Regions from separate parts of the Homo sapiens genome. Here regions 2, 3, 4, 5 and 6 are each linked to region 1. Evidence: chromatin loops called from intact Hi-C (ENCODE). Cell type or tissue: endothelial cell of umbilical vein. All regions are shown on one strand. Links, peaks and the distances in the headings refer to the core of each region. The heading gives the core; the rest is flanking DNA.

The links. A loop is a pair of places that touch in the nucleus more often than their neighbours do. Peaks named below come from ENCODE experiments on the same cell type or tissue, not always from the same donor. Only the 100,000 strongest peaks of a DNase experiment are listed, where the experiment ranks them.
Region 2: a loop joins it to region 1, with 7 times the contacts of the local background. A loop is called at or near these places in 10 of 110 quality-filtered maps.
Region 3: it touches region 1 in a loop (7-fold over the local background); 6 of 110 quality-filtered maps call a loop at or near these places.
Region 4: it touches region 1 in a loop (6-fold over the local background); 4 of 110 quality-filtered maps call a loop at or near these places.
Region 5: a loop joins it to region 1, with 2.8 times the contacts of the local background. A loop is called at or near these places in 7 of 110 quality-filtered maps.
Region 6: it touches region 1 in a loop (3-fold over the local background); 2 of 110 quality-filtered maps call a loop at or near these places.

Annotation. Positions count from the first base shown.
Region 1 is chr5:33,297,947-33,303,371 of GRCh38, reverse strand. It overlaps LOC124900637 (a long non-coding RNA gene), which reads left to right and starts at 5,399. Exons shown (of 2, transcript XR_007058725.1): 1 at 5,399-5,425. RefSeq lists an enhancer at 3,178-3,703. In endothelial cell of umbilical vein, for the core only: a CTCF peak has its summit at 3,239; a DNase peak (open chromatin) is centred at 3,261.
Region 2 is chr5:33,420,384-33,425,808 of GRCh38, reverse strand. It overlaps TARS1-DT (TARS1 divergent transcript), which reads left to right. Exons shown (of 3, transcript XR_001742630.2): 2 at 1,663-1,831. Among named protein-coding and RNA genes, the nearest start is that of TARS1-DT, 18 kb to the left of the region's middle. In endothelial cell of umbilical vein, for the core only: CTCF peaks have their summits at 2,378 and 2,583 (motif pointing right); a DNase peak (open chromatin) is centred at 2,598.
Region 3 is chr5:33,377,557-33,382,981 of GRCh38, reverse strand. It overlaps the pseudogene LOC112267948. Among named protein-coding and RNA genes, the nearest start is that of TARS1-DT, 60 kb to the left of the region's middle. In endothelial cell of umbilical vein, for the core only: a CTCF peak has its summit at 2,950; a DNase peak (open chromatin) is centred at 2,971; H3K27me3 peaks cover 176 bases.
Region 4 is chr5:32,939,956-32,945,380 of GRCh38, reverse strand. No RefSeq gene overlaps it. Among named protein-coding and RNA genes, the nearest start is that of LINC02120, 4.8 kb to the left of the region's middle. In endothelial cell of umbilical vein, for the core only: a CTCF peak has its summit at 2,753 (motif pointing right); no DNase peak of the experiment used is centred there.
Region 5 is chr5:33,179,446-33,184,870 of GRCh38, reverse strand. No RefSeq gene overlaps it. Among named protein-coding and RNA genes, the nearest start is that of LINC02160, 48 kb to the left of the region's middle. In endothelial cell of umbilical vein, for the core only: no CTCF peak of the experiment used is centred there; no DNase peak of the experiment used is centred there.
Region 6 is chr5:32,486,976-32,492,400 of GRCh38, reverse strand. No RefSeq gene overlaps it. Among named protein-coding and RNA genes, the nearest start is that of ZFR, 45 kb to the right of the region's middle. In endothelial cell of umbilical vein, for the core only: a CTCF peak has its summit at 2,515 (motif pointing left); a DNase peak (open chromatin) is centred at 2,460.

The sequences.
Region 1 (5,425 bases), core at 170-5,169:
CCCAGAATGTCTCATGCCCTTACATACTGCGACCAGGGCTGTCCTCCCACCCTCTACAGCACTACAATTAACATGTCAAACCTAAGCCTTTGGACAGCATCCTTCAGGCTCTCTTCTTTGTAGCCTGCATTGAATCTTTTTCTTTCGGCATCCTCATACAAACCATTTCATTAGTTTCCAATAAAGGGTTCACCTTGAGGGCATATGTCTTATTATTTTACTTTATCCTGAGGGTAATTCACAGAAGAGAATATACAGATGTCCAATAAATATATGCGTGTAGGATATATCACTAGTAGACAGGGTTATGGGAGGATGAATTACCCCAACACAATCTGGCCCACACGTTTTTACCTCTCAATCTTGCTCTCCCATGCTCACTCTCCTCCTGTCACCTTGCTTTCAACATCTCAAGCATGCACCCCTTCAGGGCTTGCACTTACTTTTTTTTTGTTACATTGAAAGTGAAACCTTCCCTACCTATTCTATTTAAAATTTCACCCTCTCCTCCCAGATACTCCCTCATCCCCTCTCTGCTCTGTTTCTCTCATGGCATTTATCACCACCTGACATATGATTGATTGATTGATTATCTATCTACAAACTCTAAATTTAAGCTATATCAGAGCAAAAGTTTTTGTTTGTTTTGATCATTGCTCTATTCTATATCTGGAACATTGCCAAACAATTAATATCCCTCAAATATTTGCTGAATGTATAAATTAACCCTTTTTGGAAAAGGATCTGGCGATATTTATTCATACTAAAAATGTGCACGATAATTTTACTCAGCAATCTTACTTATAGATTAAAGTTGGCTGCATATGAATTTGCTACTCCTCCTATGGATAGGTTTATGTCCAATCCTCTTGAATCTAGGTGGGCTCTATGACTGACTGACCAATAAAATATGGTTGAAAGGACACTGCCAGTTTCCAGGACCAGGCCTTAGGAGATTAGCAGTTTCCATTTTCTCTCTCTTGAACATTTGCTTCTAGAACCAGCTGCCATGCTGTGAGGAAGCCTAAGCAGTCCATGGAGAGGCCTAGGTGGAAAGGAATTGAAGTCCTTTGTTAACAGCTCCCACCAATAGCCAGCAACAACTTGTGGTTGCTCTTGGAAATGAATCCTCTATCCGCATTTGAGCTACCCCAGCCAAAGCTGCATGAGTTGTTGTGCTAAGCATTGCCCCAATTTTAAATTCATAAGCTTTTTTTGGTGTGGTTTGTTATCTAACAATTAATAACTGGAATGCCACTTTTTATGACTCTATCTTATAGAAATAAGAACTCCAGAAAACAAGAATGGACGTATATGGGAATGTTTATAACAATGTCCTTCATGATTTAAAAAAAAGAAAGAAAAAATAAACTAGAAACAACTTGAATGTCCATTCTGTACATTATGGTTAAAAAGTATTGCATAGCTCCATTGTGGACTATATTTGGCTATTTTTTTGTTTATTTTTGAGACAGGATCTCACTCTGTTGCCCAGACTGAAGTGCAGTGGCATGAATAAGGCTCACTGTAGCTTCAACCTCCTGGGCTCAAGCCCACCTCAGCCTCCCCAGCAGCTGGGACCACAGGCACATGCCACTATGCTCAGATAATTAAATTTTCTTTTTTTTATAGAGACGGGTTCTCCCCATGTTGCCCAGGCAGGTTGCAAACTCCTAGGCTCAAGCAATCTTCCCGCGTTGGCCTCCCAAAGTGTTGGGATTACAAGGGCAAGCCACCGTGCCTGGCCATATTTGGCTATTAAACCATATGAGTTAAGGCTATACATATCAACATGGAAGGATATCCAGAAAGATAAACGGAATAAAAAGCAAATTTTGGAGTAAAATGCTTAGTCTAATTTCACGGAAAACAAACAAACAAACAAACAACCTCTATAGGCTGGGCGCAGTGGCTCATGCCTGTAATCCCAGGGCTTTGGGAGGCCAAGGTGGGTGGATCACTTGATGTCAGGAGTTTGAGACCAGCCTGGCCAACATGGTGAAACCTCATCTCTACAAAAATATAAAAATTAGCTGGGGATGGTGGCGTGGACCTATAGTTCCAGCTACTCTGGAGGCGGAGGCAGGAGAATGACTTGAACCCAGGAGGCAGAGGTTGCAGTGAGCTGAGACCATGCCACTGTATTCCAGCCTGGGAAACAGACCCAAGATTCCATCTCAAAAAAAAAAAAAAAAAAAAAGAAGAAGAAGAAAGAAAACAGTATAAATATGTATACTTTACATATATTTACACAAACATAAAACATAAAAAATATAAAGAATCTATACACCAAATTATTAATGGTGATTTTGTCAAGAAAATGGGATTGAGTAGGGAAGCTAGAAACTGTTTTTTTCTTTAAACTCTTCTATATTCATTAAACTATTACAAAAAAGTCACAAAAAAATTACTTTTGTAACTAAAAAAATATCCTGGGTTTCAAGCAAAGTGGTGGTGATATGCGTGTATGAATGCAGGTATATATTTATTGGGGAACTTTCTTAGAAGTGCTGCTCTGTTCAAGGAGAGTGGTTTCTTTGTGGGCGCAAGGTTGGGGAGAGGGCCTCAGGGGCTAGTGACATTGAATCCGTTTTCTTCCATTTCTGACAATGCCTTTGTTGGGGAACAGCAATACAAGTGTGACTAGAAGAAAAAGAGAAAGATTATGTTTCTGCTTTAGTGTAGTCAGTCCTCCTACGTGTTAGCAGGGAGGAAATCTTCAATACTGGTATGACAGGGCCAAGCTTTGTGGTGGTTTTGGAACCTGGTTATAGGGATTTCCAAGTGGAAAACAAAACTGTCTAGTTACTAATTTTGGAAGTTTTCAGATACCTTTGACTCCTTTTTAGGGGATCTTCTTAGAAATAGGTTTTCAGAGGGTGACTAGTAAATCATTTTCCTTCACGTGGAAGAAGGGGAGAATACTTCTGTAATGTAGTGATTTATTTGCTGTGTGGAGAGGCGATGTGAAAGCAGAACTTGCTTTGAAGATTAGGGACCTGTCTTTCATTAGTGGTGAGGAAGTGGAAAGAGGAATCAAAAGAACCAGGCTCTGATCCTGGTTCTACTACTGACTAGCTGACTAGCTGACTGACCTCTCTGAGCCTCTGTTTACTTTTCTACAAGGAGATATTACACAGAAAGAAAGATTATGCCTTTCATTGCCTATAGAAAACGATCAGAATATGTGCTTTCCTACAGGAGTTTATAAAAATAGGTTACGTCTCACCGTTACAGCAGCTAGATGGCACCACCACCTCTAACATTTCTTTTTTAATGCTTCAACTGTAATTGCAGCTGGTACAGAATGTGCTTTCTTTCCTTCCATGATAGCATCTGTCAAAAGCTATGACTTTTAGATGAAAAGGAATTTAGCTATGTTGCTTCGAGACATCATGGATCTCTCCAAAGGAGATTCAGCATAGATAAACCTGAAGTCTTTGAGAAAACTAAAAGCCAGTAATTGTAGAAGATAATCACTGTATTGTAATTGTCCCTTGGGTATTAGTTGCCCTAATTTCATCAGAGTTCTCTCTTTGTTCCCCAGAAGACATGCTGACAGGCTTAGCCTGAGGGAGTGAAATTATGTGAGCTGGGCAGTGTTGCGGTTAGGGAGACTCTGTCCTTACCACATCTCTAGCTACAAGGAAAGAGACCTCCTATGCTTTGTTGACTGTAGAATCATAGATTTTTAGCAATCCTACTTCTGCATTTTACAACTAGGTACATGAGACCCAGAGAGTTGAAGTGATTTGCTAAAAAAATAGTATATACTAGTCTCAATACTCTTATTTCTTGTTTTTCCACTTGACTGCTTCTGCCTGTTTTTTGTGTATGTGTGTGTTTTTAACTTAAATAGACTGCCTTGGGGGTTACAGCTAAATGGGAATTTGAGGGATCGCTTAATATTAAAAAAAATCCCATAAGCAGGGTGGAATTTTAAACTATTTTTATCTCCCTTATCACCAATGCGCTTCAAAGAAAGGATGATTTGGGCAACTGGGGAATCATGTGATCAAACCCTCTGCGATGAAAGTTTTCTATTTCTTATAAACACGTTTAAGTAATATTTTGCGTGTCTTACAATATTGTACCGAAAAATTATGTGAGAATTGAGAGTAAAAATTAAGAGTAAAAATTTGGAGTTTTCTAAAATAATCCTTTAGGAACAGCTCAATATTTAATTATTTCTCTGCCAAAGAAGTTAGTTTTCATTTTTCAAAATTTACTTCTTATTTGTAATTTTTTTTTTTCAGTTTGCAAGATGCTGAAGAACATGCTTAATTAGCCCTTTCCCTCTTTAGTTTTACCTTTATCAATTTAAACATAAAAGTTGTGCATTCAGCTTCATCCATGCTCTGGTGTGCATGAGCAACAATTATGGAAGGAGTGATATGCTAGCATGTTGTTCATTTTCTTGTTTTTTCTTTCTTCAAATATTGGGTTACTGAATTGTGAATTCCAGGGAGTTGCTAGGATTTTAGAAACCTGCTTGAAAGACTATTGGCATTTTACTGGGTAGCATAGTCATATTTTTTCCTTTACATTCATCAAGTCTATTCCTTTCACTAAAAAATAATCATTAGTTTATATTTTTTCTTTTATGGTTTTATTTACAAACTTTTTAAGTCCATATGTACTGTGTTGCAACTAGAAATCACTTTACCCAGAACTCTGAGATGAGCATGGTGAACAGGTTTATTAGGAAATTATGCTGATAGTAATTTGATATTTTGGGGGTAGTGTTTCCTAGTCTGTCTGAAAATTATAAGATGGAGAAAATAAACTGAAGGAATGTTGCATGATAATAGTTATATTTATAGTGTATGTTGACAATGAAAACACATAGTGACAAAAAGCAACTATGAATTCAGTAACACTGTACCTGACTTGGTATTTTATTAGTCACAAAACACACATATATATATATTTTTTAAATAGGAATACTTTTGTGAGCAAACTATATTATTCATTTAGTTAACAGATAGTACTAGATGCATCTAAGAATTTAGTTGCAGTTTCTCTGGAGCTTTTGGTATCAAACCGCTGTTCACCCAGCGCAGGAAGACCAGATATCCACACTGAGGTTTGCAGCAGGAGAAAGGAAAGTGTTTATTTGCAGAGTGCCAAGCAAGGAGAATCAGGCAGTTCATGCTTAAGACTCAAACTCCCAGAGGGCTTACTGTAAGATTCTCCCCGGGCCTGAAAGCTTAAGATGAATAACTCCTCCCTTTTCAGGCCCAGTCCCAAGGCGCAACTTGCGCCAGCAGGGTGCGCCAGCAGGGTGCGCCAGCAGGGTGCGCCAGCAGGGTGCGCCAGCAGGGTGCGCCAGCAGGGTGCGCCAGCAGGGTGCGCCAGCAGGGTGCGCGATAGCAGAAGCAGGAAGAGAGCCGGGGGAAGACACCTACCCTGGCCGGAAGACACG
Region 2 (5,425 bases), core at 97-5,096, 120 kb before region 1:
AAAGGTTTCATGTCCAGAATCAATAAAGAACTTAAACAAATTTGCAAGCAAAAAACCAACAACCCCATTAAAAAGTGGGGTAAGGACATGAACACTTTTCCAAAGAAGAGATACATGCAATCAATAAGCATATGAAAAACGCTCAACATCACTAATAATTAGAGGAATGTAAATCAAAACCAAAATGAGACACCATCTCATACCAGTAAGAATGGCTAATATTAAAAAAATTTTAAAAAAAACAGATGCTGGCAAGGTTGTGGATAAAACGGAATGCTTATACACTGCTGGTGGGAATGTAAATTAGTTCAGCCATTGTGGAAAGCAGTGTGGTGATTTCTCAAAGCTCTTTAAACAGAAATACTATTTGACCCAGGAATTCCATTATTGGGTATATACCCAAAGGAATATAAATCATTCTACTATAAAGACACATGCATGGTATGTTCATTGCAGCACTATCCACAACAGCAAAGACAGAATTAACCTAAATGCCCATCAACAGTAGACTAGATAAAGAAAATGTGGTGCCTATACACCCTGGAGTACTATGCAGTCACAAAAAAGAATAAGATCACATCTTTTGTGACAACATGGATGGAGCTGGAGGCCATTATCCTAAGCAAACTAATGCAGGAAACAGAAAAATGAATATTCACGTTCTCACTTATAAATGGGGCCTAAACAATGAGAACACATGGATCCACTAGGAGAGGAACAACAGACCCTGGGGCCTACTTGAGGGTAGAGGGTAAGAGGAGGGAGAGGGTCAGAAAAGTACCCATCAGGTACTATGCTTATTACTCAGGTGACAACATTACCTGTGTGCTAAACCTCCAAAACACACAGTTTGCCTATATAATAAACCTGCACATGTACCCCTAAACCTAAAATTAAAGATAAAAAAAGGATTGAAAAAAGATTCGCAATACATTTTCAATAGCTGAATCAGATGCTGCAATATAAGCATTAAGAGAAGGAGGAAGAGATAATTGGTATCTCATATCTAGGATATGATTTCCTATTTTCAAGCTGAGTTGATAAAACTGCCTTGTTTTGCATGGAAACAGTTGGGAACTGAAAGGCTTGTCCTCAAAAAATTGCTTTTTTGAGTCATATATTTTAATTATTATTATTTTTTTGGAGACAAGAGTCTTGCTCTGTAACCCAGGCTGGAGTGCAGTGGTATGATCTCAGCTCACTGCAACCTCCACCTCCCAGGTAAGCACTTCTCCTTCCTCAGCCTTCCAAGTAGCTGGGATTACAGGCACGTGACACCATGCCTGGCTAATTTTTTTTTTTTTTTTTCTAAGTAGAGATGGAGTTTCACCATATTGGTCAGGCTGGTCTCGAACTCCTGACGTCAAGTATCCACCTATCTTGGCCTCCCAAAGTGCTGGGATTACAGGCATGAGCCACTGCACTCAGCCTTTGAGTGATATATTTTAATATTATCAGCACTTGATTTCAAGAGACAGAAACCCGCTCAAGCAAGTTTAAACAAACAAAAAATGGCATGGCCAGATTCAGAGGCTTTAATGATGAATCCAGTCTCTATCTCTGCTTCCCTTCACGTGCTAACTTCAGTTTTACGAAAGCTATTTCCATGTGCCAGGAGAAAAGGGCCACTAATTTTTCTATTTTATCTTTACATCTTTGTAGCTCAAGATCCCAGAGGAAGAGGAGCCATCTTTCCCAGTGGCTTTACCGGAAAAGTCCCTGAGCCAGTCACTGTGCCCACTGGAAGACAAATGGAGACTTGCCAAGCTTTGGTCATGAACTCACTGGGACTGCAGGAGACTGGGTCAGCCCCACCAAAATAATGCAGAAGGTAAATACTTGGTTTTTCAAAGGAAAGGTGGGAAAACCCAGCCCAATAAATGTGTTTTCCTTTTGGTCACACAAATCATATACAATATGTGCTCATTTTATAAAATTACACACTCCCCACTACATTTTAAAAAGGATATATTGACAATGTACTATTCTTGCTTTATAGAGATGATAGATAGGTGATAGATAATAGATTAGATAGATGATAGAGATAGATTAGATAGATGATAGCTAGCTAGCTAGCTAGATAGATAGATTAGGGCATCAGTGATAGGGTCAGTATAGGCCTGGGTGCTGGAGCTACAAAGATGAGTGAGGCCTGGGGTTTCTAACCTCATGAAACTTATAGAAAAACTTAAATAAGTAAACAAACATTACAAAACAGTGTAATTATCACTAACAGGTTTGATATTAGAAAATAATTTTGTACAAAGGAATACAATTTTTTAAAGTATTATTTCTTTCCTTCTTTGGCTTTTGAGGGTACAAATGTAATGACAAACATGCTGGATTGGGAGTCAGTAGGCTTTGGGCAACCTCTACCTCTGTGACCTTAAGCATGGACAAAAATTACCACTTTGGTTCTCCGTTTTCACTAGTGGAAAATGAGAAGGTTGAAGTATATGATCCCCTAGATTCCTCTAAGTTAAAAATTCTAAATATTTGCATGCATGAGACTATAGTAATCAATGGTGACTTCGTTGGAATTCTTGATAGGTCAGGATGTATATAAACTGAAAAGCCACTAGATGTCACGCTTGTCACAGATTTTTGCTATTCTAATTTTTTTTTTTGTAAATATCAAGATCTGGGAGTTGAGCAGGACCTTAAAAACTGTATTTGTTCAATCATATCTGTTAATTAAAAAAAAAGACTATTTGGACTGGATAGATCAAATTACTTAGCTAAATTCACACTGCTAGCTAGCATTAATACCAGACCTCCTGATTTCTATTCCAGTGGAGCCATCTCTCTTTAAAATGAATGATGTTTGAAATGATGTTTTTACATCAGCTGTCAACTTTGGTAATGATAATTTTTTCTTTTTCTTCTTGAACTATCACTCAAAGTAATTTGGGGAACCAATTGTTAAAAAATTCTATGATTCAATATAATATCAATAACAATAGATAAAAAGTAGTTATTACTCATAGATTACTAGACTGCCTTAAAACCCTATTTGAAGATAATTTACAGGATGATGTAAGAAATTGGGTAGATGTGAATAAAAGTGGAAATTAAAGTTCACACACACCTAGCTTATCTGAATTTCGGACTTTGGGAATTTCAGGTTTTCTTTTCTTAAAATGGCTCTGGATAGAAAATAAGTTTTTTAAAACAGCTTTCTTTGAGAAGTGAAATAACTTTTAGGTTTCTGAACCAAACTAATTAACATTAATTTTTATGTAATCCTTTGAACTTTGTCTAACATGCAGTTCTTAATAATTGTGGTTCTCTTATTTATGATTCCCAATACTTAGTTGTGCGAGAGGATTTGAGAGAGAAACAGGGCTGTAAGAGGCAGAATTGCAGCAGATAGCCTGATAAGAGGAGAGGGGAGGATTGCTAGACTCAAAGAAACAAATCTATCTTACATCATTACAAAATAACAGATGTTTCTGATTACAACCTTGTGTCTTCGAGAACAGGTTAAATTATATTGACAGTGCTTTGTGACATACAAGCCTTTTGAGAAGGATTTTCTACAAAATGTTCAAAATGAAGTCTTGGTGTCCAAAAGCAGTTAAATATTGCTTATATAGGGAAGTCATTTATGTAATTCTTATAACTGTGAAGTTACAATAAATCCTTTTTCCAGAGTGAGTGTAAGGTTGGATTATGTATATAAATAGTGAGCCTGTTAATACTGGCTCTGTTGCCTCAGTAAACTGAGAAGAATAATACTACTGCACAGAGGTGCTGTTGGATATTTGAAGGAGTTGTGGAAAATGGAAAGTTCTATATAGTTGTAAGCTATCAAGATGATGATAGTTAGAAAACGTGAATGGACACATTCTCCCAAGAAGAGCTCTCCCTGTGGAGATGAGCTACGGAAACTGGAAGAGCTCAACATTAAAGAGCTAGAACATATGGGAAGCCCAGAGGTTAACTTCTCTGTGGATGATGAAGTAGCTGGACTAATCTACTTTCCAAAAGTTAAGAAGTGATCACAGAGATTCTTCCAGAGATGAGAAAATGGGACCACTCTCTGAATCAATACTGAGATGTGATGTGTCATGAATGCAGGTAAAACCATGGCTATCCAAATAGGATGGAGCTTTGCGACCGTAAGAGACCAGCTCTTGCATTCGTTCTCCCCATCTTTGTTCTGCTTTCCCTGCTCACTTCCAAAATGAAGGAAAGCCAGGACCTGTGTAATATCTTTCTTGAGCTATTTTCAGTTGTATTTTTTATCTATTCCTGGGTTGGAAAATTGAGGCCTTCGGCTGTTTTTCCTGTTTTCTGTGGTCAGGCTTCAGTATTTTTCTACCTCTTTTTAAATCCTCTTGATGAACTTATACTTAAAAAACAAAAGTTGCATGTTGCAGGAATATTCCAGTTGGTTTCAGAGAGGGAGCAAGACAAGTTGGATATCACGTGCCCATATCTCTCATGTATGTGCTAACTGGATTTCTACATTCCCTCAAATTACTTCATGTTTTGCAAAATTGTTGTGTTAGAATCAGCAAACAATTAGAAAATGTACTTTATTTCAGTGTGGCAATTTTATATTCTCTTCTCTATTACTGAAACAAATTATTTCCCACATATTTTGATAACATTATAGTGGTGCTAGTCACATTGTTGTAAGGTGGCGTCAGCGTTCCCATGATAAACTTTGTCAAGCTCTTGTAACTTGGCTACAAAACTCTACCTCGAGTTTGAGACTTGCTTTAATCCCAGAGCCATCTAGGAAAGAAAATAAATTTATCTTAAATTGGACAAAATGTTAGCGATAAAATAATTAACAGTGAAAACCTCCTCCCATTGCTCAAATCTTGATGCTATTTTTCAACAACTCCAATCCCGAAAACATCATTTTTTGAATTTAGTAAATTTTCTCATTCTGTATGAATTTTCATGTAATTTGGAAGTTCATCTTTAGATCAGAGAAGGACATTTTATCTCTGCAAATAAACCAATTAAATATCTGGGTGAGAAAATTCTATTTTTTAAAAGTTTCTTATTTTTAACTAAGTCGTTTCCTAAAGGTTACACAATGGAAGGACAGAAAGGGCAGCCAAGAGCCCTGGAGGCACCATTTGTTCTGATGCTGTCTTTTTTCAATTTAAGAAATAAAGCCACAGAAATCCTGCTTCACTCGCCTTTTCTCTCTTGAGTTGTTTTTTTTTTCCTTTCTAAAGTTTGAGTTCAAATTCTTGTTATTTTGATAGAAAGGGAGTTCTGGTGATAAAAGTGAATAGAACATAGCTACACATCAAATTCACTTTGTAAAAATGTCTCTTCAGAGATTATCAGTAAGTGAGCCAAGGTGCTGTAGAAGTGAAATGCTTTCTGAGTTGAACTGTCTTTCTGGATAAGTTTAATTTTTAAACGGCCAATTTGTCTGCACGCCTCCATTTTTAACTTA
Region 3 (5,425 bases), core at 339-5,338, 79 kb before region 1:
CCAAGTCCAAAGCCTAAAGTCATTGTCTTACTTGAACTTAAATGCCATATGACATTGTTGATCACCACTACTTTCCTGGAAGTCATTTCATCCCTTGGCTTCCAGGATAACACTTTTTTCATGTTTTTCTTTACCTAATTGGCTACAGTTTTTTAGTCTCCTTTTTATCCTCTTCTCCTATTTATCTTAACATTGGGTCTCTAGTCCTTTCTATCTACACTCATTCCATAATGTCATCCAGTTTCATCTGTATGAAGAAAATTCCCAAATCTATGATGCTACCTTGAATTTTTCTTTGAACTCCAGACTCAAATTGCATATTTGATTGCTCCACTTGAATGTCTAATAATCATCTCAAACAAAATATTTAAAAGAGAACTATCTTTTCCCTAATACCTACTTCACCTGTAATCTCCATCTCTTTTCATGGTAATGCTATTATATCAAAGACTTTCATCTATTTTTGATTACTGCTATATCCCTAGGAACTAGGCTCTGGTACATTCATTCAACACATACTTGCTGAATGAATATTAATGATTATAGCACTGGACTAGGTGCAATGGCTAACACCTGTAATCCCAGCACTTTGGAAAGCCAAAGTGGGAGGACTGCTTGTGTCCAGGAGTTTTAGACTGGCCTAGGCAACATAGCATGACCTTGTCTCTATAAATCAAAAATTAGCCAGGTGTAGTGGTGCATGCCTGTAGTCCTAGCTACTTGAGAGGCTGAGGTAAGAGGATCGCTTGAGCCTAGGAGGTCAAGGCTGCAGTTACATGTGATTGTGTCACTGCCCTCAGCCTGGGCAACAGAATAAGACCTGGACACACACACACACACACACACATACACACGACTATAGCACTTTATTGCATCCAGGTAACACACTCATAACAAAGTTCTATTTCTGAGGCCAGGTGTGGTGGCTCATGCTTGTAATCCTAGGATTTTGGGATACCAAGGTGGGAGGATTGCTTGAGGCTAAAATTTCAAGGTCAGACCACATCTGTACAAAAGAAAAGTCAGCTGGGTGTGGTGGTGCACACCTGTAGTCTCAGCTACTTGGGAGGCTGAAACAAGAAGATTACTAGAACCACTAGTGGATAGCACCCACTGCACTCCACCCTGGGCAACAGAGACTCTCTCTCTTAAAAGAAAAAAATCCCTATATGTCCTTCCTTTCTTCTCTTTCCTATTTTGTATTTAGAATTCACATGTAATAATCTTAAATTTAATTCAATACTTATTTAATTTCAGACTTTTTCTTCAACAATACTTGACTTGGCTGTCTGACTTAATTTGACAAGGATTCTCCACTTGTTGAATGAGTAAAACCTGCAAGTGCATTTAAAACACAAATGAAGATAAAATAATTTTATTGAAAAATGTATGACAGTGTAATTTTTTTACAATAGTTTATTCTTAAATGTACAGCAGGCTCCAAGACAACATTTCATTCTAGCCAGGTGGCAAGACATGTTATGGCAGATCTTTAAATATGAATGGAATCAAGGGGCACCATTGCCTCAGGCATAAGGAACAGTTCATGGTTTCCCAGATTTCTTAATTCCACCTGTGGCCTGGGGCCCTTCCTCGTAGCCTTTGCTTTTAGCTTCTTGAGTTTCTTTTGCTCCACTTTTGGCTTCTGCTTGAAAAACCTTTATTTTCCTTTTCTATCTCCTTGGTCTGCTTTCTGGGCTGTTTCAGGGGCTTCTTGCCACCTTCATGGCTGGACATGGTGCCTGCTATCCCTTCCACATTTCAAGTCAATATTATTTCGAGTTTTTCAAACCTTTCTGTATATATTGGGTTAAACAAGTTTCCTGAAAGTGAACAAGACATATCAATCACTTGACAACTTTGGATAAAGCCTTTTTGTTGTATTTTCCAGATTTCAGAAAGTGGACGATTTTGTCAGATTATAGACCTTTTGCAACTCAAGTGGCTTCCAATTCCTTGTTTCCAATAAAAGTAGCCAGTTGGCAAATTACTAAAAATGACTCTTGAAGATGGTTCCTTGTGGAATTTTTGCTATGTAACTTAAAAAGAGTTCAAATCATTAAATTATATTGCTATAATAAAATTCCTTCTATACATATTTATAGGACTAGGTTTTTTCAGTACTTACATTTATAAAAAATAAAAAACATGAGTAAAATTGATACTGAGCTGTGTCTCATTAAAATAATTATTATTATTTAGTGAACTAATTGAAAAAATTCTCATTTTATTAAAAGACATATGTCCAATAAAATTTTACTTTTTATGTTCAATTTAGTTATTTATTGAACTTTGTAATATATATGTTGTTTGGAACAATTGTATACTACCAATAATTTCAATGGCTACTTCAATCTAGAAGAAATTATATGGATGAGAGGATTATGGATACAAGCAATTAAAAGTAAATTCATATTTCAAATAACATACATATGTCAGTTGCGGAGAGTATTACAGGGTGATTAAAATAGCATAAAGATATATTTTATTATGGTAAATTATGTGAGGGGCATTCTTTTTGATGCCTAAAAAAAGCAACGATGTAGCATGTATGTTAAATGTTCATTTATGTGTTTTTAAATAGTTGCAAACCAAGTTGCTAGGGTATTTAACTTTCATTGGACGAATTTATAAAAACATGCAGCAGTTTTGTTTTTAAATGTTGTTATTTACAATACACCGGAAACATCACCTTTTGCAATTATTTAAATTTATGATGAAAAATTTGAGAGAACATTTACAAAATATGTGAATGGGTACTTAGCTTTCCATGTTTTGGTAAGTAAGCAAACCAAAAGTGGGAAGATCATTGTTACAGAGAAAATGAAAAGTGCAATTTAGGTAAAGTTGGTGCTTTACTTACTGCGGGTAGCAAAGAGTAGTTGGGAAGAAATGAGGAACAATGAAAGGAGGATTAGCATACGTTATTTGCAGTACAACAGAAGTACCATAGAGGGGCGCTAGAAGACTGAGGGACAGAGAGGTCTTTGGCTGACCCAGCTGGAAGGGAAGTGGCTCTTGGGGCAAGCAAGGGTGAAACAAAATGGCGAAGATTCGTCAAAGATGTTCAGCTGCACAAGGATATGATTGGATTCGTGACCGCAAGTTGGCTTGGGACAACAGATTTCCAGGGAGTTGGAACGCGAAGCTGTTCCAAGCACAGTTGGTGAGTTGGAGTCAGTGCGGATGGAGAGGAACCATGAAGATTTCACCTGGGGGATGCTATAAGTCCATCCTGACCACTCATGGTTCGACTCATGCAAAGCAGTCTGTGTGTCTTACACATAGAAGTGAGAGCACCTCAGGATTTCCCATGCCACTTAGGAAGAGGAATGCAGTGTTGGTTGTAAATGAATAATGGGTTTGCTTACTGAAGACACCCAGACTCTCTTGGTGACTGTAATGATACCTGTGTAAGCAAAAATTTACTTTCCAAAGGCAATCAGTATTTGGTTAAATCAACTACTGAACTTTTTAGAAAGAGTACTTTGTATTTCAGAGTCTCCTGGGTTGTTGGAAAGTAGGAGCTATCGTCCATGAAAGTAGCGATTTAGGAGAATTCCTCCAGGATTTCACAGATGATGGTGCTGCAGAGACGATTTTCCGCCTTGACCATTCAGGTGTTCAGTTGCAATTGTATACTACCAGCTTGTTTATTGGATTAGAAGCAAATCTGGCTAGTGAAATGTAAATCTAAAAACATCTCCAAGACAAAAATAACTGTTTAGATTCTCAATCATTCACATTATTTAAACCCTGATTTCTACTCCAGCTTCTTCCTTTCCTTCAGAAGCACAAATGATCACATCACTATATTTCTATTTTGTAAATACTCCAGTTTTCCCAGCAGGTACTCTTGCCTGTAGAGGAAAATCTGATTTTTTAAATCTGGCATTTAGGGACCTTCACAATTTACCTCAATCTATATTTCTTATTTTATTTTTTTATGATGTCCTTATGTGGAGTCTCAGCACGGTCCATCTGCTTCTCTGCCATCTGAATATGACTTCAGGATATAGCATGTGCCAGACTGAGACACAAAAGATGATTGGTGATCACTTTTAATAGGGCAATCAAGGAGGTTTTCGGAAGGAGATGACATTTGAACTGGTTCCTGATTTGTTGGATTTCAAGGTATGGGTTTAGAGTGAAATATCGAGCTATTGGTGAGAACTTAGATGTGGCCCAGCCTTCTAGGAAATTTATTCCAATAAAAGTCACCAGGAAGCCAGGGACTATTCGTTTTGGTCTTTTCTTATTATATTCTATGCCAGTCTGGTGAAAGTGTCTCCATTAGATGTGTACTTAGGTGTCTTTCAACACATAGAGTTCTGAAGTAGGAACTTCCTGAAATTTGATCCACTAGTAGGCAGAATTTGATACAGGGGCACTTCTGTCTAGTATACTGTTCATGTTGTATTATAATCAAAGAGTGACTACATTCCTATATCTTTCACCTAGAGCATTTTCACATAGGAGTTATCCAGACAGCTCTTAGGCAAAATGGTGATTGAGATCTTTCTTTTTTTGAGACGGAGTCTCACTCTGTTGCCCAGACTGGAGTGCAGTGGCGTGATCTTGGCTCACTGCAAACTCTGCCTCCCAAATTCAAGCTATTCTAGTGCCTCAGTCACCCCAGTAACTGGGATTACAGGCATGCACCAGCACGCCTGGCTAATTTTTGTATTTTTAGTGGAGACGGGGTTTCACCATGTTGGCCAGGCTGGTCTCAAACTCGTGGCCTCAAGTGATTCGCCTGCCACAGCCTCCTAAAGTGGTGATTCGTATCTTTATTGTCAACCTGGGATTCGGAAAAAAAATCCTTAATCAAGAATCTGAGAGTACAGATCCTAGACCTAGCAGTGCCACTTGATGCTAATAAGAACAACAAAAACAAAAGCTTCTCCACCCTGGTTTTCCCACCTGTGAATTTATATAGTAATAATTTTTCTTATTTTTAGGTGTACAGTGGAAATTACATGTTAATATAGGCAAACATTTTTCCAAGAAATAAAAACACCTTAAAATGCAAAGGATCAAATTCCGACCCTTTAGTTCTCTGTGAAGGTACAATTAAGAAAAATGAAAAATATAGGTATGCAAATGTGTTAGATGGTACAGGTGAAGTTCAGGAGAGTCAGGACTTTGTTTTGCATTATATGTTCAGTTCACTTTACCAACATATAGTGAGTATGTGAACAGTGCAAGTATACTGACACTGTTCACATACTCGCTATATGTTGGTAAAGTGAAGGGATGAATGATTGACTGGAGGCATTTAGGAGCCTTCTGCTAGCTGGCTTACCTGGCTGCCAAAGCTCTCTATCTAGGTGACTGGCTGAGTGAAGTCTCCAAACTGTGTATATTTTAAGGATATCTTGCTTCCACCTGCTTTTCTCCTTGTTTTGATAGCAGTAATAGTTAA
Region 4 (5,425 bases), core at 263-5,262, 360 kb after region 1:
TGAACTGAAGTTATAATGAGAAAAGACACTGTAAAAATAACATTGTGGCTTCTGTGGGATCCCATATTTATCCTCTCAGATGCTTCCAGAGCAAACATAGTCCATTTATAAATGAAAGGAGGATTTTGCTGTCAACCTAGAAGTTTCACCTGAGATCTGGGGAAAGAAAGCCCCACCCTCGCTCTTTTAGTCTCTTACCTCATTGCCCGGGAGCAAACACCCCCCACGCATAAAACTCAGTCTTGGTCTCTGAAAATGTAGGCATAGGCATCTCTGCTTAGCTTTGCAGTAGATAAAACAAAAGCAGTTAATATGTAAATCTCCTCAAGAGAGATGGTTTCAATATAGTTTTGTAACATCAACAATTATATCTGAAATGAGGTTTCTCTTGAATCAAAGATCATATCTTCCTGTACTCTAGTCTTAGGATAGAGTACAGAGACTCTACCTGTTATTCAAAAGTTGCCTGGGCACCACAGGAGAGGTGAAAAGGAAAAATCTGTGGTTAGGAAGGAGATGTGCCCCCTTCTGAGGGGTCAAGAATATCCTGAGGGGTCAAGAATACAATGAAGGCCAGATGCAGTGGTTCACGTCTGCAATCCCAGCACTTTGGGAGGCCGAAGCAGGTGGATCACTTGAGCCCAGGAGTTCAAGACCAGCCTGGGCACTATGTTGAAACCCCGTCTCTACAAAAATACAAAAACAAAAACAAAACACAGCAGGGCATGGAGGCGCACACCTGTGGTCCCAGCTACCCAGGAGGCTGAGGTGGGAGGCTCACTTGAGCCCAGGAAATTGAGGCTGCAATGAGCACTTGAGCCCAGGAGTTCGAGACCAGCCTGGGCACTATGCTGAAACCCTGTCTCTACAAAAATTAAAAAAAAAAAAAAACAAAAAAACACAGCAGAGCATAGAGACACATGCCTGTGGTCCCAGCTACCCAGAAGGCTGAGGTGGGAGGATCACTTGAGCCCAGGAGGTTAAGGCTGCAGTGAGCAGTGATGGCACCACTATACTCACTCAGCCTGAGCAACAGAGTGAGACTTCATCTCAAAAATTAAAAAAATTTTTAAAAATGTTTTTAAACTGTCCAAAAAGATTAAATATAAATATATATTTTTCTTCATATATATCTATATATATAAAACAATAGAAAGAGAAGAGGGTTACTAATCAGGCAGGGATGGATTTGAATCCTGACTTCACTGTACTTAACTTAGTATCATACCATGAACAAATTCCACAAACCCTGTGAACCTGGGATTTTTCATCTTTAAGAGGGTGATAATCATTCCTACTTTCAAAAGAAGACTTCTATGATGACTAAATGAGAGTATGTTTGTGAAAGGTCCTAACCTAGAACTTGCCTCATGAGAAGTACTTAGGAACATTTCAGTACACACACACAGCTCGTCCGATAGGCCTGGGCATATGTGCCCTCAAATCTATTCCTCACCCCTACCCTGTTTTTTCTTTCTATCACAAAGGGCATAGCCTCCTGCAGGCTACTTTCCCCATACTCCCATATTGCCTGGCTTCTGGCTGGGTTTCACCCATGGGAAATATTTGTGGGAATTAGAAGGCAGGGGTTATAGGGACAACCCAAGGTATTTTATTCCCCTTTTCCTGCCCCCAGCCTTTAGTGGTTGCTCTGGTAGCAGCTACATTTTCTTTACGTCCCTTCTAGCAGACAGACCCACGACAATTCCAGCTTTGGTCAAGTGGTCTCAGTCCCTTAGGCATGGTGAGTGCCACTTCCTTCCAGCTGACGGATGATAATGCCTGGCCTCGGGGTTCACTCACTGAAGCTTATGCAGCCTGGTTTGGCTCTCTACTTCTCCATCACTTGTGTAACTAGTTCCCTTCATCAGAATCCCTGTTTTAGATGCTGAAGGTAGTTTTGGTGTTTCTGGTTTTCTGGTTAGATCCCAACTAATACAGTTCTTTTCCTCTTTCCTTGGCAGTGAGAGCAGAGGGAGCAATATAAAGATTGGGAAACAGCCTGCCTCAGATTTACTGAATCCCAGCAGACTTTGCTGTAGTTACCTCCCTATTCTTTAGCTCTTCGGTCTTCCGGTCTTAGCTTTGACTTAAACATCACTTGCTCCCTCTAAGTGATCAATATGATCCAATGATCTATAGAGAAGGAAAGTACCAAGAAGCATATACCACTACCAAAGTGAGTGGTTTGAAGGGTACCATGGGTCTCTTCAAATAGAAGAGCCAGTTAGTTTAGTTGTTCATCATCCTAAAGATTAGAAAGCAGGGCTTTCCAGCAGGTAAAATAACTAACAATGGGCTAGAAGTGTTCTGATGTGCAAAGTAGGTGGACAAGATGGGCAGTATTAGTGCCTTGGGAGAAACCACTTGAGGGACCTTTTATTCACTTCACTCAGATGTCCGCACAAGTGACACCTCAGAGAAGCCTGACCACCCCGTCTAGAGTAGTACCATCATCACCATTGCTAATCTCTTTTCTGTCACTTCAAAGCACTTGTGAATATCTACATTTATTCCTTTATCATTTGTTGCCTTCTCTAGCAATGGAAGCCTCAGGAGGTCAAGAGCTTTATTTATAATTTGTCACTAAAAGTCAAGAACTTAGCACTGTATCTGACACTCGCAGTAGACACTCAGAAAATATGTACTGAGTGAATGACTGAATGTGACAGGGTGCCTTGTGTATGGACGTGCCTTCTCCAGGCTACACATGCCCTATCTCAGGCAAAGGTATTACCAACTTCTACCTGCAAATCCCAAATTAACCACCAGGAGGCCCTTCTATGCCTTAACAGAAAGCATGCAATCACCTGGTTTCAAGCAATGGGTTATTGTCACTTCTGAGAATCTCTTTTTCTTCTTCTTCTTCTCCTTCTCCTTCTCCTTCTTCTTCTTCTTTTCTTCTTCTTCTTCTTCTTTCTTTTTCTCCTTCTCCTTCTTCTCCTTCTTCTTTCTTCTTCTTCCTTCTTCTTCCTCTTCGTCTTCTTTTCTTCTGCCTCTTCCTTTTCCTCCTCCTCTTCCTCTTCCTCCTCCTCCCTTCTCCTTCTCCTTCTTCTTCTTCTCCCCCTCGTCCTCCTCCTTCTTCTTCTTCTTATAGCCTTATTGAGATATACTGCATATACCATGAAATTCACCCTTTTAAAGTACACAATTCATCAGTTTTTAGATATTAGCAGAGTTGTGCAACTATCACCATTATCTAATTCAGAAGATTTTCGTCATCCCAAGAAGAAACTGCATAGCCATTAGCAGTCACTCCCCCACTCCTACCCCAGTACCTAGAAACCACTAATCTACTTTCTGTGTCTATAAATGTGCCTATTCTTCACATTTCATACAAATGGAATAGTATATTATGTAACCTTTTGTGACTGTGTTCTTGCGCTCAGCATAATATTTTCAAGATCTGTCCATGTTACTGCAGGTACCAGCATTTCTTCCCTTTTTATTGCCAAATACTTTACTGTATGGATATACCCTATTCTTCCTTTCATCAGTTGCTGGAAATCTGGGTTGTTTCCATTTTTTGGCCATCATGAATAATGCTGCTATGAAAATTTGTACACAAGTTTTTGTGTGGACATATATTTTCTTGTATCCCCCCAGCTTTATTAAGATATAATTGGCAAATAAAAATTGTATATGTTTATGATATACAATGTGATACTTCGCTGTTTACTTATCTGAGTTTATCTTGTTTTGTCTCTTCTTTTTTTTTTTTTTTTTTAAGAAAGAATCTTACTCTGTTGCCCAGGCTGGAGTGTAGTGGTGCAATCTTGGCTCACTGCAACTTCTGCCTCCCGGGTTAAAGCAATTCTCATGCCTCAGCCTCCCGAGTAGCTGGGACTACAGCTAATTTTTGTATTTTTAGTAGAGGCAGGGTTTTACCATGTTGGCCAGGCTGGTCTCGAACTCCTGACCTCAACTGATCCATCTGCCTCAGCCTCCCACAATGCTGGGATTACAGGTGTGAGCCACTGCACCTGGCCTTGATTTTGCCTCTTTAATCCTTATTGGTTTTTGCTTTCTGAATATCTACCTGGACCTTTTCTTCTATTCCTTGCTCATGTATTTGCATGAATACCTAGCTAGCCTCTGACTCCATCTTTTAAACTAGCTACAAACTCACGTGTATGTCTTGGCTTCTCACTATTGACCTAACTGCTACTGACACCTTAGACTCCCAGTTCCTGGTTCTCTTTTCTTATGTATATCCATGTTCCATGTGTCCCAGCACTCACATGTTAAAATAACAGAAAGAGAAGACATAGAGGAAAAAATAGGATATACTGAAAATGGAACATTTTCTGCTCTACTATTTTGTCCTGGGTTGGACTTAACCAAGAGCACCTTGAGTTTCGACTTGTTTGAGCTGATGACTGAATATATAACCTTGAGGAAAGTTATTTGACCTTGAAGTCCAGCTTTCCCCAAGGTAACTATGCTATAAAGCAGAAAGCTAATGCAGAGCTGCACATTGCCAGAGGAGCTCCAATGCTGGGCTGATAAATAATAAGTAGAATTAGTCCTGCTAATCCCTAGTTGCTGCAGGCTTCTGTGCTAAGTTCATAATGTTGAAGTAACACCTTTTCAATTCCTTACATAACAGTATTTTGTGCTTTGGAACAGCCTCACTGACCTCCCTGTCTTACTTAGATAGCAGTGGTGGAATGGAGAATATTTGGCCTGGGAGTTAAGAAAGTTGGATTCCAGTTTCAAGCCTACCACTCATTAGCTATGTGACTGGACATTTCACCTCTTAGGACCTTCCTGTTCTCATTTCTATATAAACAGTTTGGACTTCGATGATCTCTGAAAGAATTTCAAGCTTTACAATCCCATGTAACCAAGAAAATAAGTAAGCGCATTCTCTACGGGGCACCTACAAAATTTGCTGGTGTATGTATGGTTTTTGCCAAAATGACACTCAAAACAACATCTTGACTATGATGTGGTGAGAGGAACTCTGGAATCTCAGTGCTTTTTTTTTTTTTAACAGTCTCCTTCAGCTTTTTTTGGCTTCCATTTCTTCACCTATAAAATAAAGAGTTTGAGCAAGATCATCTTCAGCCACCTTTCTTTTTCTGAGGTTTTATAATTTCTGCATTTCTGTGACTATAAAAAGTATGGCCAGGCACTGTGGCTCATGCCTGCAATCCCAACACTTTGGGAGGCTAAGGCAGAAGGATTAGTTGAGCCCAGGAGTTTGAGACCAAGTCTGGGCAACATAGCGAGACCCCCCATCTCTACAAAAAAAATTTGAAAAATTATAAATTGTCCAGATGTGGTGGCTCATGCCTGTAATCCCAGCACTTTGAGAGGCCGAGGTGGGTGGATCACCTGAGGTCAGGAGTTCGAGACCAGCCTGACCAATATGATGAAACGCCATCTGTACTAAAAATACAAAAATTAGCCAGGCATGGTG
Region 5 (5,425 bases), core at 189-5,188, 120 kb after region 1:
ACCCAGGGAATGGAGTAGATGAAAAAGAGAAAGCAGGAAGGAAATCTCAAAGGGATATTTTTATTTCTACAAAATAGCAGACTTGTAGCTTTCCTATCAAAGAAAGAATAATAATTAATTATGGGCCAGCAGCATGAACATGGGCAGCTCCTGGGAGCTTGTTGGAAATACAGACTATCAAATACCACCACAGACCCACTGAATGTGCATTTTCACAAGATCATGTGATTCCTATGCATATTTAAGTGTGAGTAGCCCTGATAAGGTACCCCTCCCCTGTATTATCTAGAAGCACTTTCTGTATTTGTGGTATTCTGCTAGGTGGGGGGTTCTACCCACCTAGCCCAGTGTTTACATTTAGATAAAAGGCTTTAAGCCTTAAGCTGTGAAAGATGTTTATGTAATTTACAACATTACTGATTAAAAGAGAAAGATGTATAAAGCACCAGGAGCTCTAGTTCCATTAAAACTGAACCGTAGGTGTGGTATCTGTTTCACGTGTAAGTAAGCCAGCTTTTTTTCAGTTAACCAGTACAAAGTAATTTAAATTCTTTGCGTCTTGGATTTCACTTGTTGTTAGAAGCTCTGGGCCTAAAAGTTATTATGCAATTTTGAATGAATCTTATAGGGGGTCAGTTTTTAGACAGTTGTGTCTGAAGACTGAGGATGCTATCTGCCCAAGGGGAGAGGGCATACTTTGGAAATTTTGGCACCTTTGGCTGAAAGGAATGTTTGTGGCCTGACTATATTTACTCCGCCTGCCTGAGATTATTCTGTTAGTATTTTGATATAAACCCATGGTAAAAAAGATGAGTATTAAGGAAAATCCGTAAATTATGCTTGCATCAGATTGAGAATTTTGCATTCCACTATCATTGCCTGAGGACATTTGGAGAACTATTAATATATTTAAATGATATAATAGTCCCTAAATGCAGAACCACAGAGAGTGTATTAACCTAAGTATTCTGGACAAATATTAGCAGATTGAATGATGTCAGTATGAACTAAGCCGCTACCAGCTTGAATCTGTTGATACAATTTGCAGTCACATTAAATAGTCAGTTTTATTCATTAAATGACAACTTCATCCTCCAAAAACCCATCTTGTTTGTAGTGTGATATGAATGGAGAAAAGCAGATAAAAAGCAAATATCAGGGCTTTGTTCTTAGCAGTACAGTTTAAGCAATTTTCTCAACACCCTCGTTTAATTTTCTTTCAAGGAATACCTACTATCTGTTAAACACTTTCCACCTGCCCAGTGTTCTAAACTTAATGAAACAACATGGCAGTAACTTTTGCAAAAGGCAGCATTTTCTAATGAAAATGCTCTTTGGTTAAGGAACACCAGAAACACACTTTTAGTTGAACAAGTTGATGATTTATTATTTGATAAAATGAAAGAGAATAAATCCCATGGAATCGTGGGACATCTCAGTAATAGTGTTGTTATGAGTGAATATTTGTGTCCCCCCAAAATTCATATGTTGAAGCCCTGATCTTGATGTAATTGTATTTAGAGACGGGGCCTTTGGGAGGTAATTAGACTTGGATGAAGTCATGAAGATGTGGCCATCATGATGGGATTAGTGCCGTTATAAGAAGAGATATGGTGGGAGTTTCCTTTTCCTCCCACCCCTGCCATATGTGGACACAACGAGAAGGCAGCAGCCATCTACAAGTCAGGAAGTCACCCCTCACCACAAACAGACCACGGTAGCACCCTGACCTCAGACTTCCAGGCTCCAGAACTGTAAGAAAATAAATTCTACTGTTTAAGTCACCCATTCTATGGCATTTTATATGGCAGCCTGAGCAGACCAATACAAGGGTGCTGGAAAGAACCTATAATAGCATTTGAGCATTGGTGGGGTGACTTTTGGGAGGGTCCAAGAAAGCAGAGATTTGCTCTAGATTGGGTACTCTCAAAAAGTGGGGACAATTCCGTGACTGGGTATCTCAGTGAACAGAGAGGGCAGACAAGAAAGAGGATAAAGCTATTTTTTTGTAAAGGAACAGCAGTCACTCATATTAGCCAGGAGATAGGGAGGTTGGGTATTTCGTGGGGGACATAATGACCTTGATTTTGTCTATGCTAAGATAAAATTATAAACTGACGTTGTTTTGTCTCACTTTATCATGGTCTCAGAGTGACCTTTTCTGATATTGGTGTCATGTGAAATTGTTTATGTCCTACAGGGAAATAACATGGCCTAACTGTGAGTACAAGGCCAGCTTCTTAACAACAGTGAAGCCCAGCCACACATGTCAGACTAGTTCCAGATATTACAGGCTGATTTCCTTTTCACTAGCTAGAAAATTGTTTTCTAGATGTTTTGGAAGAATTATTCCTTCCAGTAGCAAAATATATTTTATTTTAATAAAAGTATTTTTGATTTAGAGTCTTTAATTCATTCAATAAGCAAACATTGAATAGATAAAAGGACCATACATAGACTCTTAAAATTTCAGTTGTGAAATAAAGCTTAAACAGCATCTAATTCAATCTCTCGTTTGATACTGGTATCCTTTCTCTGACATTGCTGCCTAGTAATTGCCTAGTCTGTGTTGGAATGGTTCCAATAAGAGGAAGCACTCACCTTCCTGAGAGAATTCATTCCATAAGTTGAATAATCAAGTTAGACTTTGATTCGTTGTATATTTCATCTATTGGCTTTATTTGTACCCCTGAAGCAACAGAGAGCAAAACTAGTGTTTTCCATAAGAAAGGCATTCTAATCAAGGAAAAAATAATTCACACAAACTAATTCAAAGAAAAAAGTAATTTTTTTTAAAAAAGGCTACAACAGGCAATATCAAAGACAATAAAAAGAAATTCCCATCACACTGAAGCAAGCTAAGCCTCTTCCTCACGTCTTCCAGAGTCATACCATCTCTGATTTCTATTTTTCACTGAGTGTCCTTCCCATTTTTTCCTGCTTGCCAATCAGCATTCTGTTTCCCATTTTACTCGTAGCTTCAGCCAGCTGATTACTTTGGCTTACGGTGGTCCTAGCTCCAATGGAAACTGAAATCCCAAATCTACAGGATATTTTATCTTAAGAGCTTATGAACTTATGAGCTTAAGTGACTCAGTTTTGGATTAGTTCAAATTTAAGGGTAAGGGAAATCTGCTTGGATCAGTTCAGCCTATGATTTTTCTTCCTCTAGGTCAGGTGTTCAGTCTTGTCTAATTGTTCTACTTCTTAAAATGCAGCTTTTGTAGACAAGGGCCAGCACTGTGTTCATTACAGAAACTATTCAAGGTTCAAAGAGTTATTTAGAAATGTACCAGATTAGGGTAGAGGATGTGAAAATATAGAACCATTTAGGAAAATGGTCCCTAAACATACGAAAAATGCTCAACTCACTCATAATATGAATATAAAATAAAACTACTCTGTAATGCCATTTTTCACAGGCCTGTAAAATTGTGGAGTAAAATGTTAGATATGTTAGCCAATATAGCATATCAGAGGCTGTGAGGAAGTAGACCTTTTTACACATTGCTAGTAGGAGTATATATTAGTACAGTTTCTATGGAGATTAATTTGACAATGTGTTCGATTTAGATTTTCATCATTAGGGACGGAATAAATTCATTAAGATGCAGTCATAGAATGAAAACCTATGTAAAAATGATAAACATAGAAATACTTTACTTAGTGATATGGTATTTCCACATAAAAAAAAAAAATCCCACCTTCCTGGGCCCTTCCCCCATCCCCAAAATATCCATTAAAGAAACTAGACTCTGCTACACTGACAGAAGAGGGCACCATTGAACTAAAAATTTTGTAAGCCACCACACATCTACGAAATGGATTAGACAAAAGTGAATAAATCTATACAAATCTGCTATCTACTATAACAAAATCAAAATCAAAATTTTCATCCGATAAAAATTTGTCTTCAGAAAGCATCACGAAGCAGAAGAAAAATGTAATAAAAAGCTCCAAACTTGATTTAGAATTCTTAAGCATTTGTTGATATGAAAACATTAAAGGCAAAGTGGACAAAAAGCTATAGAAATCAAAAGAGATTGACTAAACTCAGGAAAGAAATTAGGAAAAGGAGAAAATTATCATAAATATGAAGACTAAATTAAAGAGTGCCTAAGGGAGGACAGACTGAAATGAAAATTTTATGGTATATTGAAGTAGGAAAACATAAAAGATATTGAAAAGTGACACACAGAAAAGTAAAATGGAACAGAAAAGAAGTGGCTGAAATGGAAGACAGGCAAAGAAGAAGACATATTAATTATAGTCTTTGTGGGTACACTAGCATGTCAGAAATCATCACTAAAGAACTTATCCATGTAACCAAAAACCACCAGTCCCCCAAAAACTATCGAAATAATAATAATAAAAAAAACTATAGTCCCTGAAGCAGAAAAAGAAAACAATAGAACAGGGCTAATATTTAAAACTTTAATTCGAGAACACTTTCCAGAAATAAATGAAGACCTGTATGTGCATATAGTAAGAGCTCAGTGGGTAGCTGGAAAAATCAACCTGGAATGGTGAACTTTGAGGCACATCCTAGTAAAACTATTAGATTTTGAAATCTAAAAAATAATTTTCTTAAGCCCTCCTACCAAAAATATTAAATGATTTACAAGGAGGAAAACATAGACTGGAGTCAGACTTCTCCAAAACAACATACAAAGTAAGACAGCAATAGAGCAACTGTGCAGAGTGGGGAGTGTGGAACTAGGAAGAAATTTTGCATTGGGGATTCTTTATTCAGATCTTAGAACAATAGGTAAAGTCTACTAGGGATGGTTTTTTTTTCTAAATAAAGGGACAACTGGGAAAACTTCAGAAATGGGGTATATGGTAAACATCTACTAGATTTTATCATAGATATGAGATTAAAAGAAATATGGGTACAAAGATATAAGTATAATGTAGAAATATTACATGTTCTGACAATGTAATGATGCAAACAAAAGAGAGAGGATAAAAGAGAGGTAAAGGTAAATAGGAAAGAGAAATAAGCTCTTGGTAGTATATTTTATATGTGAGAATTAAAGGATCATTAAAAACTGATAAATAAGAAGGTAACAGACAACTGAAAAAAATTATTTGCAATATACAGCCAAATAAAGGGCTAGTATCCCTAATGTATAAAGAACTATTAAAATTGAGAAGAAACACCAAAAGCTTGGTAGAAAAGATATGAACAATTTACAAAAAGAGATATAAAATTGACCCTTAAGTATTTGAAAAGTTATTCAGCCTCACTGATAATATAGAAGTGCAAATTGAAACTACAGAAATATATTTTTCATCTCTCAGATTGGAAAAAACTAAAAAGTATGGCAACACATTTGTTGGCGAGGTTATATGTAATCTGGCACTCTCATACTGACAACCTCAAACATGCCAATTGGTACAGCCTTTGGAGAGGGAATTTGGC
Region 6 (5,425 bases), core at 96-5,095, 810 kb after region 1:
GTTCATTGTTTTTTTTTGAGATAGGATTTTACTATATTCCCCAGGCTGGAGATACATATGTGTAGATAGATAGATAGATAGATAGATAGATAGATAGATAGATAGATAGATAGATAGATAGATAGATGGATGCAGAGACAGAGAGAGACATGAAGAGAGATACAGATAGAGACACAAAGTGAGCACGTGTACAATTCCAGTAAACACACTGTGCATGCAGCCCCTACCAAGTGCTGGCAGGCCGCTGCACATGCGGACAGCCCACCCCAAAGGAAGAATCAGGGGAGAAGTAACGCAAGACCCCAGAAGTATGCCAACATATAAAACCCCAAGTCAAAAGGTCAAACCACGTATTTGATCCCTGAAGTCCCCTGCTTGACCCTCTTCCAAGTGTACTTTCCTTCCTTTCATTCCTGCTCTAAAGCTTTTTAATAAACTTTCACTCCTGCTCTAACACTTGCCTCAGTCTCTCCTTCTGCCTTATGCCCCTTGGTCAAATTTTGTCTTCTGGGGAGGCAAGAATTGAGGTTGCTGCAGACCCCCACCATTACGCCACTGTTAACAGGCTGAAGTGTTCCTCCTGTCTCGGCCTCCCAAAGTGCTGGGATTACAGGCATGAGCCACCACATCTGGCGTGGAATTAATATTCTATCCCCATTCTTCTACCCCTTAAGCTTCCCTGGGCTCTAAAATTACCTCTTTTTCTGAATTCAACAAAAATGTTTCATTTGCTTCTTAGGGTAAAAGATCATAACTATGTAATGAGAGGTAATAAGCAAATCTTCTCCAAGGTCTGAACAAGAGCTCCATTTTCCCAAGGGGATTTGCACTTAAAAAGAAGATCTAAAAACAAAACAAAAATCCCACACGAATCAAGCTGTATTTGGTGAAACTCTAGGAAGTGCGACTAAGGAGTTTTCCCGCACTATGGAAAGTAATTTTTCAGAGGTGCTCTGCAGATAGAATCAACACTGTTGGGCATTGCACTTGGGGTTTCTGGGTGTTTCTAAGTGGCAAAGAGCAGGGAATCCTCAGATTCTCTTCCAGAGTTTCCATTTCTCCATCTAGATGGCTCCCAGCAGTGCTGAGTCCAGCTTCTGTAGCTCCCAGTGGGGCTGAGTCCAGCTTCTGTAGCTCCCAGTGGGGCTGAGTCCAGCTTCTGTAGCTCCCAGTGGGGCTGAGTCCAGCTTCTGTAGCTCCCAGTGGGGCTGAATCCGGCTTCTGTAGCTTCACAGCCTCTCCTGTCCATCCTCAGGCCCAGCTACTGGCTGCTTTGTTTTCCACAGGGCAGCTTCCTGGGCTATGTGACCTTTGTCTCGGGGTAAGGTCCTGCCTGAATCCTGGTGCAGAAATATTATCCCTGGGTGTCACATCTCCCCTCTTGCCTCGCCCCAGGAGGCTTACCTCTAATCTCAAATGTAATGTATAGCCATAAGAAATCAACTAGGGGACCACGTGTGGTGGCTCATGTCTGTAATCCCAGCACTTTGGGAGGCCAAGGCAGGTGGTTCACTGGAGGCCAGGAGTTTGAGACCAGCCTGGGCAACAAGGTGAAACCCCGTCTCTACTAAAAATACAAAAATTAGCCGGGCATGGTGGCGCACACCTGTAATTCCAGCTACTGGGAGGCTGAGGTGGGAGGATCACTTGAGCCCAGGAGGCAGAGTTTAGCTGAGCTGGGATCATGCCACTGTACTCCAGCCTGGGCAACAGAGTGAGACCCTGCCTCAAAAAAGAAAAAAAAAAAGAATAAAGAAATCAACTAGGGAACTTATTAAAAATGCAGATTCAGGATTCCAGATTCTGATTCCTTAGGTTGGGATGCAGGCCAGAAAGCTGCATTTTTACAAGCAGCTCAGATGCAGGCAGGAGGCAGTCTTTACTTGGAGAAATAGTGCAAAGGGAGATGGGGTGAGCTATTAGCATCACCCACTCTCTTAAATCTCCGCTCTTTTCTAGTAAGCTCTGACTCTGTTATTGATGCAGCTGGGCCATCTGCTCACAACCTCAAAACGAAACAAATGAAACCAACAAACAAAAGATGGAATGCTGCTTCTAGGAATTTCTGTGCCATTTTTCTCTTTTCTTTCTGTTTACAAAGGGATGGGCCTTTTTTGTGATGTAGTCTTTAGTGACAAAACTGAGGACAAATGATACCCTCCTCTCCCACTCAGTTTTTGCCATATTTGCAGAAGGCTGATGATGTGGCCTGAAAGTAAACACATAAGAAAGAAGCAGCAGCCAGCTCAAAGAATTATCAAATGAAAGCTAGGACAATCAAGAGTTAAACGCAATTGTTAACGCAGTGACTGTTATAAACTTGGGTTAGAACCAGCAGCCGTAGGGGAGAATCAATAGTCAAAATGACATAATCTATTTGGCCAATTGAAGGGTTCATTTCTATGGCCTCTGGGAAGAGGCACAGAGCCCCCCACACCTGGAAGTAATTATCCCAGCCTGGCCTCCTGCCCAGGCCCAAGTCACTTCTCTGACCGAAATCCATGCGCCCTCTCGTGGTGGAGGTAAAGGACGATAGAAAATTGAGAGTTGTTATATTCTTGCATTTCACCGCTCTTCCATTGGACACCCAGACAGAGCTTTTTTAAGGATCTGCAGGTGCAGAGTCCTCCTCGAAGCTGCAGCAGGACCGTGTGAGGTAAAGAAGCTGCAGCAGGACTGTGTGACAGGTAATAGTGTCCTCGCTCTGGTGGCATCCCCAGATTTAGTCTATGCATGTCAAACATTAGTTGGGTACTTTGATACTTCACAAATGCAGACATTGAGCAGCTGTGCTTAAAAGCACAGTTCTTTCTGGCCCAATTCTATACATTAAACCCAGTCAACCCACCGGTGCATGTCACAGAAAGCAGTGAATAAAAATCAAGCCCCGGCCAGGCCCGGTGGCTCACGCCTGTAATCATAGCACTTTGGGAAGCCGAGGCAGGCGGATTGCCTGAGCTCAGGAGTTCAGGACCAGCCTCGGCAAAATGGTGAAACCCCGTCTCTACTAAAATACAAAAAAAAAAAAAAAAAAAAAAATCAACTCCCAAATTCAGCCTGGCACCCAAACTTCAATCCCAATCCTGCCTGCCCAGCTTCCCCAATCCTATGCGGGGTCTGCTTTTCTAGCCCAACACTCAGCCCTCATTATGGATCCCAGAATCTGCTCCCAGGGCAGGAGCTTTCATTCACCCTGCAGCCCTGGGTTCCACGTGGCTGGCATATCCATCCCTCCTCTCCTACAATCCCAATCAGGGAAAATCTCACAACTCATAACCTGAAAATAATAGAAAAAGACCTCAGAACCTTCAAAAGGGGCTATCCATTAGTCAGACACTCTACTCACACACATGATTTTTTCATTTTTAACTGTAAATTACAGAGACATATTCTACTGTTTTAAAAATTCAAATCCAACATACAGAAGCCATTGTTATTCCTGAACTTTCTATATGTTTTCACATACATAAATGTACTAGAGAAATATTGAGTTTTATTGTTTGTGGAGCTTTTTATTAGCATAAATAGGATGATATTATATCTGTCTTCTTTTTCTTTTACAGCTTGATTTTTTTCTTTATATATAAATATATATAAATATATATATATATTTTAAACAGGATCATGCTCTGTCATTCAGGCTAAAGTGCTGAGGCATGATCATGGCTCACTGCAGCCTTGACCTTCTGGGCTCAAGCAATCCTCCTGCCTCAGCCTCCTAAACTGCTGCAATTACAGGCAGGAGTCACCATGCCCAGCTTACAGCTTGACTTTTTAAATTAACAATAAGATATGTTTTATCAATAAACCTTTCCATGTACATTTCTCTGAAGCCATTTAGTTCTTTTTTTTCTTTTTCAGATGGAGTCTCACTCTGCTGCCAAGGCTGGAGTGCAATGGCATGATCTTGGCTCAATGAAACATCTGCCTCCCGGGTTCAAGCAATTCTCCTGCCTTAGCCTCCCGAGTAGCTGGGATCACAGGCACATGCCACCATGCTCTGCTAAATTTTTTGTGTTTTTAGTAGAGATGAGGTTTCACCATGTTGGCCAGGCTGGTCTTGAACTCCTAACCTCAAGTGATCCACCCACCTCGGCCTACCAAAATGCTGGGATTATAGGAATGAGCCACAGCGCCTGGCCTACTTATTTCTCTTTAACTGCTGCATACTACTCCATAGTGCTTAGAAAGCCAAAATAATACTTTTTTCTGCCTTTCCTAAGTCTGGAATCAATGGAGGAATAAGAAAATGGAGGCAGACAGATATAAATCAAAAGCTGACAGTGTTGTTAACAAGCTGATGGGAAAACATAGTTTAAGGGTGCATCTAGAAGGACTTGCCAATATTTTACCCCTGAACAAATACAGACTTACCTGTTGGGCCACAGGCATCCCTGGACATCCAACATGTGTGTGAAACAGGCTTCAGAGCTTGCCACAGAGCAGGGCAAAGGCCAGAATGATCTCCAAGCAAACATCGTGGAAGACGGCAGGGAAAGAACTGAGCAAAGGTGCCCAGGCCCTTGTACTTAAGTCACCAATCAAGCAAATTAGTCCTCTTCTCATAGAGATGAGTGAGTGGATAAGGAGTGGGAGAGAGAACAGGAGTGTTACTCTAGAATATAACTGAGGCCAGGGAAATGGAGATTCCCCTAAACATTTTCCAGATTTTCAGTCGTGCAACCCTTTCAGCTCAAAAATCTGCCAGAGCACAGCTAACTCCCCCTTCCTCCTGGGAGAAGAGATCAGGCATGTACCAGAACGTTCCTGGCTTCTACATTCATGAATCTATTCCCTCAATACCAGCCACTGCTCTTTTGTAGATCTGTCTCGCGGACAGTTTATATTTTGGCCTCAGCAGACTCTAATATGGGTTAGAGCAGCCCATTAACTTCCAGACCATGATATTACCTAAGCCAAAAATGTGCTCCATATTCTGTTTCCCATCAAAAACATGCCCGGTCATATTGTCCAATGTAACTCACTAAAGGTTATACAATTAAATAAAATGACCGCAAAAAGCTACTCCTTTCAAAAATGCAATACCTAACACAATATAGCCCATATATGAAAAACTCACACCTGGCATCATATTAAATAGTGAAAGACTGAAAACTTTTCTTCTAAGATCAGGAACAAGACAAGGATGCATGTTTTCACCACTTCTGTTCAGTAGAGTACTGGAAGTTCTACCGGACCAATTAGGCAGGAAAAAGAAATAAAAGCCATCCAAATTGGAAAGGATGAAGGCATCTGTTCACAGATGATATAATCTTACACTTAGAAAATGATAAACACTCTACAAAAAAACAGAACTAATAAAATCAGCAACATTGCAGGATACAAAATCGACATACAAAAATCAGTTGCATTCCTGTACATTAACAATAAACAATCCAAAAAAAATTAAAATAATTTCACTTAC